2 separate regions of the Homo sapiens genome follow, and region 1 is linked to region 2. The links are chromatin loops, found by intact Hi-C in ENCODE. Cell type or tissue: Calu3. All regions are shown on one strand. Each heading gives the region's core, and the rest is flanking DNA. Links, peaks and the distances in the headings are about the cores only. Region 1 has its middle 22 kb from the start of MIR6499. Region 2 overlaps SLC36A2 (solute carrier family 36 member 2).

What was found. Peaks named below come from ENCODE experiments on the same cell type or tissue, not always from the same donor. Only the 100,000 strongest peaks of a DNase experiment are listed, where the experiment ranks them.
Region 1: it touches region 2 in a loop (3-fold over the local background); 15 of 110 quality-filtered maps call a loop at or near these places.

The regions. Positions count from the first base shown.
Region 1 is chr5:151,497,320-151,502,992 of GRCh38, forward strand. It overlaps a transcript of SLC36A1 not described here. Among named protein-coding and RNA genes, the nearest start is that of MIR6499, 22 kb to the right of the region's middle. RefSeq lists an enhancer at 559-1,220. In Calu3, for the core only: a CTCF peak has its summit at 3,605 (motif pointing left); a DNase peak (open chromatin) is centred at 3,602.
Region 2 is chr5:151,310,076-151,317,197 of GRCh38, forward strand. SLC36A2 (solute carrier family 36 member 2) reads right to left here. Exons shown (of 10, transcript NM_181776.3): 10 at 4,897-7,013. The coding sequence ends at 6,742. Among named protein-coding and RNA genes, the nearest start is that of SLC36A3, 9.9 kb to the left of the region's middle. In Calu3, for the core only: a CTCF peak has its summit at 6,126 (motif pointing left); a DNase peak (open chromatin) is centred at 6,106.

The DNA.
Region 1 (5,673 bases), core at 2,209-4,708, 180 kb after region 2:
AAATGCTTTTTCTGTATCTGATATGATCGTATAGTTTTTCTTTTTTCACCTTTTGATATGGTGGATTCCATTGATTGATTTTTGAATATTGAACTGGCCTTGCTTACTTGGAATAAATCCTACTTGATCATTGTATACTATTCTTTATATTGTTAGATTGCCTTTCATTTTTCACTCACCCTGATATTTACTCTGACAGATGTAGAATCCAGAATGGTGCCTTTTTAGAAATGAGCAAAGCCATATGCATAACTTCTATTTTTGGCATAAGGGTACTTTTGCCCCAGGCTGGATTTCCGGCTGCTCTGGTGCTACAGAAAGGCTGCGTGGGTTTCTTTAGGACAGAGTTTCTTTACCTCACTATTACTGCCATTTGGGGCTGCAGAATTCTTGTTGAGGGGCTTTTCTGTGCATTCTAGGATGTTTAGCAGCATCCTGGGCCTCTGCCCACTAGATGTCAGTTGCACCCTGCAAGTTGTGACAACTAAAAATGTCTCCAGAATTGCCAAATATCCCCTTGGCTGGAGTGGGGGATGGGGTGGAAATTGCCCACCTCAGCTGCCAGGAACCAATGCCTGAGAACATTTGGTGCCCACCTACCTTTAGCTGGGGGGATGTCCTTTTTTTTTTTTTCTTTTTTTTTGAGACGAAGTCTTGCTCTAATCCCCCAGGCTGGAGTACAATGGTGCAATCTTGGCTCACTGCAACCTCCACCTCCTGGGTTCAAGCGATTCTCTGCCTCAGCCTCCTAAGTAGCTGGGATTACAGGCGCCTGCCACCACGCCCGACTAATTTTTGTATTTTTAGTAGAGACGGGGTTTCACCATGTTGGCCAGGCTGGTCTCGAACTCCTGACCTCAGGTGATCCACCCACCTCGGCCTCCCAAAGTGCTGGGATTACAGGTGTGAGCCACTGCGCACGGCCAGGGGGGTGGGAATGTCCTTTTATTATGGCCATGGAACAAAGGAAAGTGTGTCAATATGGATACTACACAATGAGCTGCTTTTTCAGTAGTAATGGTAAAATATCTCTAACATCTCCTGAACATTCAGTATACAAACTATGCTAAGCACTTTATGTATATTGTCTCCTTTAATACTCAAATCCAGTGAAGGAAAGTACTGGTAATATCCCCACTTTGCAAACTAGGCATAAAAGGTTAAATGACTTGCCCAAGATCACGTTTCCAAAGCGGTGAAGCCAGGTCTGTCTGACATCAAACCTCACGTCCTTGCTGCTGCAATCTTCTCCCCTGCCAGTTGATTCCTTCATTCCTCACCTCCTTCACTGAGCACGGCACATTTCCAAGCCTGTCTTTTGACTCCAGCCTGCTTTGCACCCTGCCCTCCATAAGTCACTCCCAGCTGTCAGAACTACCCACCATTGCCCAAATACTTAAAATCTCTAGGCCTTCCCTTTGGGATTTTCCCTTAGCCTAGCTGACCCTCCTTTCTGTGCTAAATTGGAAGCTCTGCTTTAAGACCCAGCTCAGATGGCTGGGCCCCTGTGGACCCATCCTGGCCAGTTCAGTCAGAACTTTACAGCTCCCTCCTCAGCAATGCTGTCACCTCCCTCCTCTGGTTATCCTCATACCTGCCTGCGCTGGAGACGTGGCTGCTCGGCCACTTTCCCCAGATTGTGAGCTGCCTGAGGGCACTGATCAATCAGATGAAATCTACTCCCACTCTGCCCTTGGGGGCTAATTACGTATCTGAAATCTTTGGTTACTAAATTCAGTGTAGTCTCCTTCTGTAGTGAATAGTGCCCTGGCCTGGTAAGGAGGTGACATCACTATATTGTCAGCTTTGTATCAATCTAACCAGGCACCTTTCTTGGTTGGACACTTTGGATTCATTGAGGAATTTTGAGAAAAGTTTTAAAATTGTCTTTTTGCAGCTGGATGCCTGAGAAAGTTCCTGCTTTTCATTCAGTGAAACAGCTGGTGCCCCTCTTCTAGAAGCAGTCAGAGGCTGCCCGAGGGTTTCCAAAGCCTGTCCTTAGACACCGCACCACAGGTGATGGACCAGCACCTGGGTCTGGCACCCTAGCAGGCTGGCATTGCACCAGTGTTTCAAGTCGTGCAAAGAGGTTGGGTTGACTCTTCTATACTGGACCAGCTGCGAGCCCTGGGCGCGTCACTCCATGCCTTAAAACTCTACCTGCTGGGTCTTTTTTGCCCTCTAGCTCTTTTAGAATCTTCATACATAATCTTCAGTCCAACAGATGTCGTTTTCCCCCCAAGGCCTTTGGCTCTGCCTTTGCTTATCCCCAGATGCTCACTTTTTGAGGGTTCTAGCCCAGTCCTCATGCCTGCCTCGGAGATCCCATGTGCCTCCCTCCAGAGCACTGCCCTGATGCCTGGAAAACATATGTGTCCTTCCTGTAAAGGCTTGAAAACCACCCCTGTAACAACAACTGTGCAAGCCCTCCCTCATCCGCCAGCCCCTGAAGGAAGTCGTTTCCCAATTCTCCTGTTTCCCAATTCTTACACCGTTTGTCCTGGCAAATCCCAGCTGCGTTTCCTTCTCCAATAGCAAGGCCTTGTCTGGCTCCTGAAACCACTCCTCACAGCAGGGCAGCAAGTCCCCACCCTGCCCCTCCCTTCTGGCCTGCTCCTCTAGCGATGCTCAAAGTTGCTGTGCCACTCTTAAGGTCCAGCCCCAAAAGTGGATGTAGGGCTTCGGGAGAGGCCTGGGGTTGAGTCCTAAGTTGAGCAGACCCCCACCTCCCCAAATCTGGGCCCCCTGGCTCTGTGCCACCTAGAAATTAGCATGGCCTTCTCTTGGCTTGTTCTGAACTCAGCCTGTTCCGTTGCACTTGCTGCTGCTCATCAGTCCCCTGTATTTGTAATTTATTTCGCGAACCCAAACGTAAGGCGCACCTCCCGAGTCAGGCCGACCTGGACTGGAATCCTGGTCCTGTCACTCATGAACTCTGTGACTTACCTTATTTAAGTTACTAACATAAATTAGGGGTCCCTCAGTTTATCTGTGCCTCGGTTTCTCCATTTGTAAATGATGATAGTACCTACCTCATTAGGGTTTTGTTGTTGTTGTTGTTGTTTTGAGACGGAATCTCGTTCTGTCACCCAGGCTGGAGTGCAGTGGCATGATCTCGGCTCACTGCAAACTCCGTCTCCTGGGTTCAAGTGATTCTCTTGCCTCAGCCTCCTGAGTAGCTGGGATTACAGGCACACGCCACCATGCCCAGCTAGTTTTTGTATTTTTAGTAGAGACGGGGTTTCACCATGTTGGCCAGGTTGGTCTCGAACTCCTGACCTCAGGTGATCCAACCACCTCGGCCTCCCAAAGTGCTGGGATTACAGGTGGGAGCCACTGTGCCTGGCCCCTCATTAGGTTTTTGTGAGAATTAAATGAGATAAGACGCTGAGTGCTTGCACAGCACCTGGCATAGCAAATGCTCAGTAAAAGGAGGCAGTAGAGGTGGTGGCTGATGGTAGTGACGGTCACGATGGTGAACTGCAAGTCTGCCTGAGCCCCAGTGGTTTAGGATGCCGGGATTTACCTGAAAACCTTTAGGCCTCCCCGCAGGCCCAGTAAACTGGTCCTTGATCCCAGAGAGCCCTCTGGTGGCTAATCTGTGAAGGCGCAGGCTGCGGAAGAAAAGGAGAAGGCGGGGCCTGGTGGGGAGAGGATGGAGGTGGGCTGGTTAAGAAGGCGTTCCCCATCCAGGAGAATGGGAGGCAGGGAGGTGCTGTGTGGACATCCCCAGACTGGGTGTCGGACCTGCCTTGGGGTCTTGCCCCTGGAATTCCGGCTGTGAGACCTCAGACAAACCCTTTCTCTATGGGCCTTAGCATGTGAAACATCAGGAATGAGGAGGACCAGGTCATTGTTTCCCAAAGACGAAGAGGGGGCCCCTGACAGTCATTTTTTAATCTGAATGGTTACATATTTTCATGGTATCATAATTAGTGTGCGACAGAGCTGGGCTTGGAATCAAACCTGTTCAACCTCAGAGCCACTGCCTGCGTGGTGTCTCCCACGGGTGTGCCTTCTTTGCCCAGCTGGATTGGGAACTTGAAGGCAGGGACTGGGCTTTCCTGTCTCGGTGTCATCATGGTTGCCTGGTGAAGTCACATTTAGCTGGCGACTAAGGGTGCGCTGTGGAGTAGCAGCCAGAGGCTGACTCTGGGTCCCAGGAGGGACCAGGCTGGTTTTGAACTCCTGACCTCAGGTGATCTGCCCACCTTGGCCTCCCAAAGTGCTGGGATTACAGGTGTGAGCCACACACCCGGCCTGGTATTATTTTCTGTCATACTGGCCACCATTTATTGTTTATGCTTTAATAAACTTTCCATTTACATGTATTTCTCATGACAATATGAGATAGCTATTATTCCTATATTATTTACTATCTTCATTTTACTGAGGAATGAGAGGCCTAACTGAACTTTGACAAAGGAGCAAAGGCACCACAATGGAGCGAACAGCCTTTTCAGCAAATGGTGCTGGACAGCTGGACAGCCACATGCAAACAAAATGAATCTAGATCTTACATCCTTCACAAAAAGTAACTTAAAGTGGACCATAGACCTAAATGTAAAATGCAAAACTATAAAACTCCTAGATGATAACATAGGAGAAAACCTGGAGACCTTGGGTTTAGCAATGAGTTTTTAAATAAAACACCGAGGGCATTCTGTATAAAAGAAATAAGCCAGACTTCCTTAAAATTAAAAACGAGTAGGGCAGGTGCGGTGGCTCATGCCTGTAATCTCAGCACTTTGGGATGCGGAGGCGGGTGGATCACCTGAGGTCAGGAGTTCAAGACCAGCCTGGCCAACATGGCGAAACCCTGTCTCTACTAAAAATACAAGAATTAGCTGGGTGTGGTGGTGGGCACCTGTAATCCCAGCTACTCAGGAGGCTGAGGTGGGAGAATTGCTTGAACCCAGGAGGTAGAGGTTGCAGTAAGTCGAGACTGTGCCACTGCACTTCAGCCTGGGCAACAGAGTGAGACTCTGTCAAAAAAAAAAAAAGTTAAAAACCTATGCTTTGTAAAAGACAGTGTCAAGAAGACAAGGCACAGACTGAGAAAATATTTTCAAAGGCATATCTGATAAAATACTGTTTTCTAAAATATACAAAGAACTCTTAATACTCAACATTGAGAAAACAAACCAGTTTAAAAATGAGCCAAACATCTTAACAGCCACGTCACTAAAGCAGATCTATAGATGTCAAAAAAAAAGCACATGAAAAGATGCTCCACATCATATGTCATCAGGGAAATGCAAAATTAAGACAACAGTGAGATACCGCACCGCACACCCATTAGAAAGGTGGAAACCCAGAACACAGACACCACCAAATGCTGGTGAGAATGTGGAGCAAAAGGAGTTCTCATTCACTGCTGGTGGGAACGTGGAATGGTTCAGCCACTCTGGAAGACTGTTTGCCAGTATTTACCCAGAGCTAACCTATATCTACATAAAACCTGCACACAGATGTTTATAGCAGTTGTATTCATAGTTGCCAAAACTTGGAAGCAACCAAGATGTCCTTGAGAAGGTGAATGGGTAAATAAACTGTAGTACATCCAGACAGTGGAGTATTATTCGGCACTACAAAGAAATGATCAAGCCCTGAAAAGATATGGAGGAATCTTAAATGCATATTACTAAGTAAAAGAAGCAAGTTTGAAAAAGC
Region 2 (7,122 bases), core at 4,623-7,122:
CTTTGCACTAACTCTTGCTACTGCTCACTTTTTGGGTCCACACTGCCTTTATGAGCTGTAACACTCTCTGCGAAGGTCTGCAGCTTCATTCCTGAAGCCAGCGAGACCGCGAGCCCACCGGGAGGAACGAACAACTCCAGACGCGCTGCCTTAAGAGCTGTTAACACTCACAGCGAAGGTCTGCAGCTTCACTCCTGAGCCAGCGAGACCACGGGCCCACCGGGAGGAAGGAACAACTCCAGACGCGCTGCCTTAAGAGCTGTAACACTCACCGGGAAGGTCTGCAGCTTCACTCCTGAGCCGGCAAGACCACGAACCCACCAGAAGAAAGAAACTCCGAACACATCTGAACATCAGAAGGAACAAACTCCAGACACGCCGCCTTCAAGAACTGCAACACTCACCGCGAGGGTCCGCGGCTTCATTCTTAAAGTCAGTGAGACCAAGAACCCACCAATTCCGGACACAGTAGGACAGGTCTGGTGTTGATAAAATCCTTCAATTTTTGTTTGTCTGGGAAAGTCTTTATTTCTCGTTCATGTTTGAAGTATATTTTCACCAGATATACTATTGTAGGGTAAAAGTGTTTTCCTTCAGCACTTTAAATATGTCATGCCACTCTCTCCTTGCCTATAAGGTTTCCACTGAAAAGTCTTGCTGCCAGACATATTGGAGCTCCATGGTGTTTTTGTTTGTTTTTCTCTCTTGCTGCTTTTAGGATCCTTTATACTTGATCTTTGAGAGTTTGATTATTAAATGCCTTAAGGTAGTCTTGTTTAGGTTAAATCTGCGTGGTGTTCTATAAACTTCTTGTACTTGGATATTGATAACTTTCTCTAGGTTTAGGAAGTTCTCTATTATCCTTTTGAATGACATTTCTACCCCTATCTCTTTCTCTACTTCCTCTTTTAAGGCCAATAACTTAGATTTACCTTTTTGAGGCTATTTTCTAGATCCTGTAGGTGTGCTTCATTATTTTTTATCCCTTTTTTTTTTGGTGGTCTCTGACTATTTTCAAACAGCCTATCTTTAAGCTAACTAATTCTTCTGGTTGATTGATTCTATTGTTAAAAGACTCTGATGCATTCTTCAGTATGGCAATTGAATTTTTCAGCTCCAGAATTTCTGATTCTTTTTCATGATTTCAATATCTGTTAAATTTATCTGATGAATTCCTTCTCTATGTTATCTTGAATTTCTATGAATTTCCTCAAAACAACTATTTTCAATCCTCTGACTGAAAGTTCACATATCTCTGTATCTCCAGGATTGGTCCCTGGTGCCTTATTTAGTTCATTTGGTGAGGTCGTGTTTTCACGGATGGTGTTGATGCTAGTAAATGCTCTTCAGTTTCTGGGCATTGAAGAGTTAAGTATTTTTTGCAGTCTTCACTGTCTGGACTTGTTTGTATCCATCATTCTTGGGGAGGTTTTCCAGATATTTGAAAGGGCTTGGGTGTTGTGATCTAAGTTGTATCTGCTTCAGGGCACAACCCAAGCCCAGCAACACTGTGGTTGTTGCAGACTGACAGAGGTACCACCTTAATCATCTTGGACAAGATCTGGGAGAATTCTCTGGATTACCAGATAGAGACTCTTGTTCTCTTCCCTTACTTTCTCCCAAACAGAGTCTCTCTCTTTGTTCTGAGCCACATGAAGCTGGGGGTGGAGTGATACAAGCACCCTTGTGACCACCATCACTATGACTGCACTGGGTCAGACCTGAAGCCAGCATAGCACTGGGTCTTGCTAGAGGCCTCCTGTAACCACTCCTTGGCTACTGCGTGTGTTTGCTCAAGGCTCTGGGGCTCTATAATCAGTAAGTGGCAAGCCATTCGGGTCTGTATTTTTCCCTTTAATGTGGAGAGTTCCCCCAGGCTGTATGCAGGTCCAGAGGTGCCATCTGTCTTGACAGCCAGGGACTAGAATCAAAAACCTAAGAAGTCTACCTGGTGCCGTATTGTACTGTGGCTGAGCTGGCACTCGAACCACAAGACACAGTCCTTTTCACTCTTCCCTCCCCTTTCCAAAGGTAGGGCAGCCTCACCCTATGGCCACTGCCACCTCAGGCCCACAGGGAGTAATGCTAGACTACTGCCAATGTTCCCTTAAGTCCTGAGGGCTCTTCAGTCAGCTTTTGGTGCATGCTGCCTGGCCTGGGACTCACCCTTCAAGGCAGTGGGCTACCCTCTGGCCCAGGACAGGTCCAGAAATGCCATCCAAGAGCCAAGTCCTGGAATTGGGGACCCCAAGAGCCTACTTGGTGCTCTACCCCTGTGGCTGAGCTGGTAACTAAAGTCAGCAGGTCTCAGAGTCTCACCCAAGGCCCTTGATGTAGTATCTGGGTATCACTGGTGTTTATTCAGGGCCCAAGGGCTCTTCAGTGAGCAGGTGATGAATGCTGCCAGGACTGGGTCCTTTCCTTCAAGACAGTGGGTTCCCTTCTGGCCCAGGGTATGTCTAGAAATGCCCAGAAGCTAAGGTCTGGAAAGGCAGCATCATGACTCTGACCCATGCCCTATTCTTCTGTGGCTGAGTTGGTATCTAAGATGTAAGATAAAGTCCTCCCCACTATTCCTTCTCCTCACCTCAAGCAAAAGGAAGGGGTCTATTCTGGAGCCACAAGCTGTGCTTCTTGGGGTTAGGAAAGGGGTGATGCCAAGCACTCCCTTAGTCACCCCAACTGGTGTCTCAGTATGTCTCCTGCTCCCCCAGTCCACTGTCTCTGGGTCCAATTCAGTACTAGGAGTCTCCTAGGAGTTGTAGTCCTTGTGGCCTAGACTGCCTTTCAAGTTTATTTAAAGCCCCAGAGCACTTTAGCCCATGGTGGTGAGGCCTGTGGGAACTAGAGTTCTGATCTCTGGGATCAGTGATTCCCCTCTGGCTAGGGCTGGTTTAAATGCTCCCTCTGTGGGCGGGTGTCAGCTGAGTTTGGTCTGGTTTTCCTTTCTGCTATAACAAGGGCAGCACCTAGTCAATGCATCACAATTACTGGGTTCTCCCTTCCCCAGAGCCCAGAGATACTCTGGGCACCATGGGCCCCTGCTGGGGGTGGGGGAGGGGTGGCGCTGCGCAGTTGATTCAAGACTGTTTTTTCTTTTACCTCTTTAGTGCCTCTTTCAGCCATACGAAGTTAAAACCAGGTACTGTGAGTGCCCACGTTTTTTGGTTCTTATGAAGGTGTACATAATTGTTAAATTGGTGTCCTTGCAGCAGGGGTTGGGGGACAGGACAGATCAGTGGAGCTTTCTACCATCTTGCTCTACCTCCTCCCTATTTTACATTTTGATAACCACCATTCAGTGGCCTCCCTTGGGCCCTACAATGCAGTGAGGAGCTTTGATGCACAAATGTTTGCATCCTGGATCCATCCTTCACTACGTGTTTGATCTTTAACAAGTTATTTAATGTCTCTGAGTCTGTTTCCTTATCTGAAAATGGAGACAATGACAGTGTAAACATCACAGGTCATTGTAAGGATTAAATGAGATGATCTCATGTAAAATCCTTAGTAAGCACTCAATGAAGGAAAGGAGGAAGGGTTTTCTATGTTCCTTGACTCACTAGCAAGTTCCAGAAGTTAAATAAATAGTAAGTTAAATGGGGGGAAGAAAGTCGTGTGTATGCATATGTGTGTACTAAAAAAATCAGTTCCAAACCACTTAAGAAATTTTAATATCACCACCACTCAGACATAAAGCTAACATGTAGTAGTCTTTAGTGTTGCCAATGATTACTAATGAGTCTCCCTAGCTTAGTTTTGTTGGTTATATCAATGTTGCTAAATTTAGTTTTTCTTTCCAAGGTTTAACTTCAGCCAGATTTGTCTGAGTAATAAAATTAACCCTATCCTCTTACACAGTAGGGGCTTATCTTTAGAGAATGAGTGTAAACTTTTCTTAATAACAGAGAAGATAACTTTAAACTTCAAGGATGGGTGCGGTGATTGATAGTGGAGCAGGGTGGGAGAGAAATGTTTCCAGAGAGGATGATCACATTGCCAACACTCAGGATGGATCATTGGAAGTCCTTTGGGTTTGCTGATGAAACAGAGAGCTCAGGGTGGAAATGACAACCCATTCTCTGGCAAAGTGGACTGTGGACCCCTGCACGAGCTATGAGTGTCCTGTTGCCCAACAGGGACTCTGTAGGCTATGGGATCTGGGTGTGGACCACCAGCCTTTCCTCCATCTGAGTGGACTTGTGCTGGTGAAGTATCTTCTGGAAGTCCAGCAGATAGAAAGTAACATACAGAAAGAGCAGACCGGGACGTGGGAATTGGGGGGCACAGGGAAGACGAAGGATGAAAATAAGCAGGACAGGGCTTTTTCAAATGTTCTCTTAACACCGAGGCTGAAACAGGCATAGCTCATTCCCGTAAACCACGGAGAGTTTGATGAGAAACTCTCCTCTCCCCACCTTTTGGGACTATAGATCTTCAACATCTATTTATTTATCTAGGTGCGTTTTCTCAATTTTAGTAATTCTGAGGGGAGGGGAGAGAGCAGTCACCACCAGAAGGATGGAGGTGATGTCTCAGGTTGGCTTGCCTCTGGCTGCCAGCCAAGATCAGACACAAGCATAGGTGCTGTAATGTCCAGGCAGCAGGACAGAATGGAAGAAGGTTCAGGCTCAGTCGTAGAAGATTCAGGTTCTACTCAAAGCCCAGCTCAAATGATACCACCTGTGGAAAGTCTTCTTTGGTGCTCTAGAGCAGGTAGTGTCCTTTGCCCTTAGATGGACATTAGATGGTATTTACTTAGTTGATTACCTGTTAACTCTTCCCCAATGGACAGCAGACTGGCTGCTTGAGAGCAGGGATTCTTTTCTCATTAATCAGTGTATCCTCTTTAGAATGATTTATCAGTTATCTTTTGCTGCATAAAACTTCCCACTCTTTATGTATTAAAATTACAAACATCTTTATTATTTATCACAGTTCTGTGGATTATCTGTACAATTCTTATGGTCTGTGTCAGCCTGACTGGGGTTGGATATAGTCTAGGATGGCTTTACTCGTGTCTGGAAGTTGGTAGGCTGGTTGATCTGCGGACAGGGCTCAACTGGGATGATTCATTTATGTTCCACATGGTCTCTGATCCTCCGGTAGGCTAGCCCAGGATGCTTTACTTGGTGGTCTCAACTCCATAGAGCAGCAAGTGATGTAAGTCCTGATGCATAGGTTATTACCAAACCTCTGACTGCATCACATTTACTAATGTCCCATTGGCCAAAGCAAGTTACAAGGCCAAGATCAAATTTAAAGGGGAGAGGCTGGGCGTGGTGGCTCACACTTGTAATCTCAGCACTTTGGGAGGCCGAGGCAAGTGGATCACCTGAGGTCAGGAGTTTGAGACCAGCCTGGCCAACATGGTAAAACCCCATCTCTACGAAAAACAAAAATTAGCCAGGCATAGTGGCAGGCACTTGTAATCCTAGCTACTTGGGAGGCTGAGGCAGAAGAATCGCTTGAACCCAGGAGGTGGAGGTTGCAGTGAGCCGAGATTGTGCCATTGCACTCCAGCCTGGGCAACAGAGCGAGACTTCATCTCAAAAAAACAAAACACAAAACAAAACCGACAAACAAGCAAAAAAATTTAAGGGATACAGATACAGACTTCATCTTTTCATAGGAGCAGGTGCAAAGTCACATTATCACGAGGAATTTATGGTCATTTTTGCAATATTCTACAAAATCTTGTTTGGCACACAGTAGGTAATCAAGAATGCATGTTGCAAGAATTAAGAGGTAAAGTCTATTCAAATAATATTCATGTTCACTCCTCATCCCTCCCCATTGGCACATCTACTTCCATGCCTCCTATTCATTGTTGGGATCTTTGAGTTGGGAGAAAATGTTATCTAATCGTTTGAAATGTTTGTTGCCCCTCATTTAATATGCATGGCTCCTTTCTATCTGAGAGTTTTCACACTGGTCATCTTGGCCCTACCCATCTCAACACTGGAGCCGTGCACAACTTTCTGGCTTGTGGATTATGTGCCCACCCTTAATGTTTGCTTTTTGAACAGACCCAGAAAAGGGAAAACCGGTTGTCTGCCAAAGTGTGGACAGTCTTAGCTGGCTGCATCTCCTTTGGCCAGTTGCTGCCACTTGGGGCCCTCTGGTGGCTGCTTCTTGCATAGCTCCACGCTAGGTATGAAATTCATTGTGTGAATTATCATAAGCTTGGATAGAGTCCAGAGCCTTCCAAGGGAAAGCTCACAATGTAGTGGAATGCCAGAGGTATGAAAAGAAGAAGTAATAAACAAAACAAAAATGTAAAAAATTACCATTTAGAGCTTGTAGCTTTCTTGTTTCACCATGACTTGGCCCAGAGAAAAGGCAAAGCAGTGACATAAAGATAATGCATATAAAAGAGATCTGGCCAGGCGAGGTGGCTCACGCCTGTGATCCCAGCATTTTGGGAGGCCGGGGTGGGTGGATCACCTGAGGTCGGGAGTTCAAGACCAGCCTGACCAACATGGAGAAACCCCGTCTCTACTAAAAATACAAAATTAGCCAGGCGTGCTGGACTATGCCTCTAATCCCAACTACTCGGGAGGCTGAGGCAGGAGAATCGCTTGAACCCAGGAGGCCGAAGTTGTGGTGAGCTGAGATCGCATCATTGTACTCCAGTCTGGGCAACAAGACAGAAACTCCGTCTCAAAAAAAAAAAAAAAAAAAAAAAGAGATCCATATAATTAAAAGTCGGGTGCTGGTAGGCAAGGAGCAGTGCCAGGCTCACCGAACAAAAGTGGTGGAGTTGGAAAAGGGGTGAGAGTCTTCTGACTTGAGCAGCTCGTCCAGGGCCTGGTAGGTCCCCACCACAAAGCCCACGAAGCCCAGGATGCTGATCAGGGCGTCCTTGAAGATGGTGAGGGGGCTCATGCCCTCTGAGTAGAACGTGGTGACCTCCAGGAGCGGTGGGATGATGAGGGCCAGGGCGGTGCCACTCACGGAGCCCACCAGGGAGATGACCAGGTCCAGGCGGGGGATGAGGATGGCCAGGAGGCCTGCAGGGAGAGGATAGTGGAGAGATGGAGCATTCCAGGCTTAGCCAAGCTTTGAAAGTTTGTTCTTAAAGTCCTCTTCTTGGCCAGGCACAGTGGCTCACACTTGTAA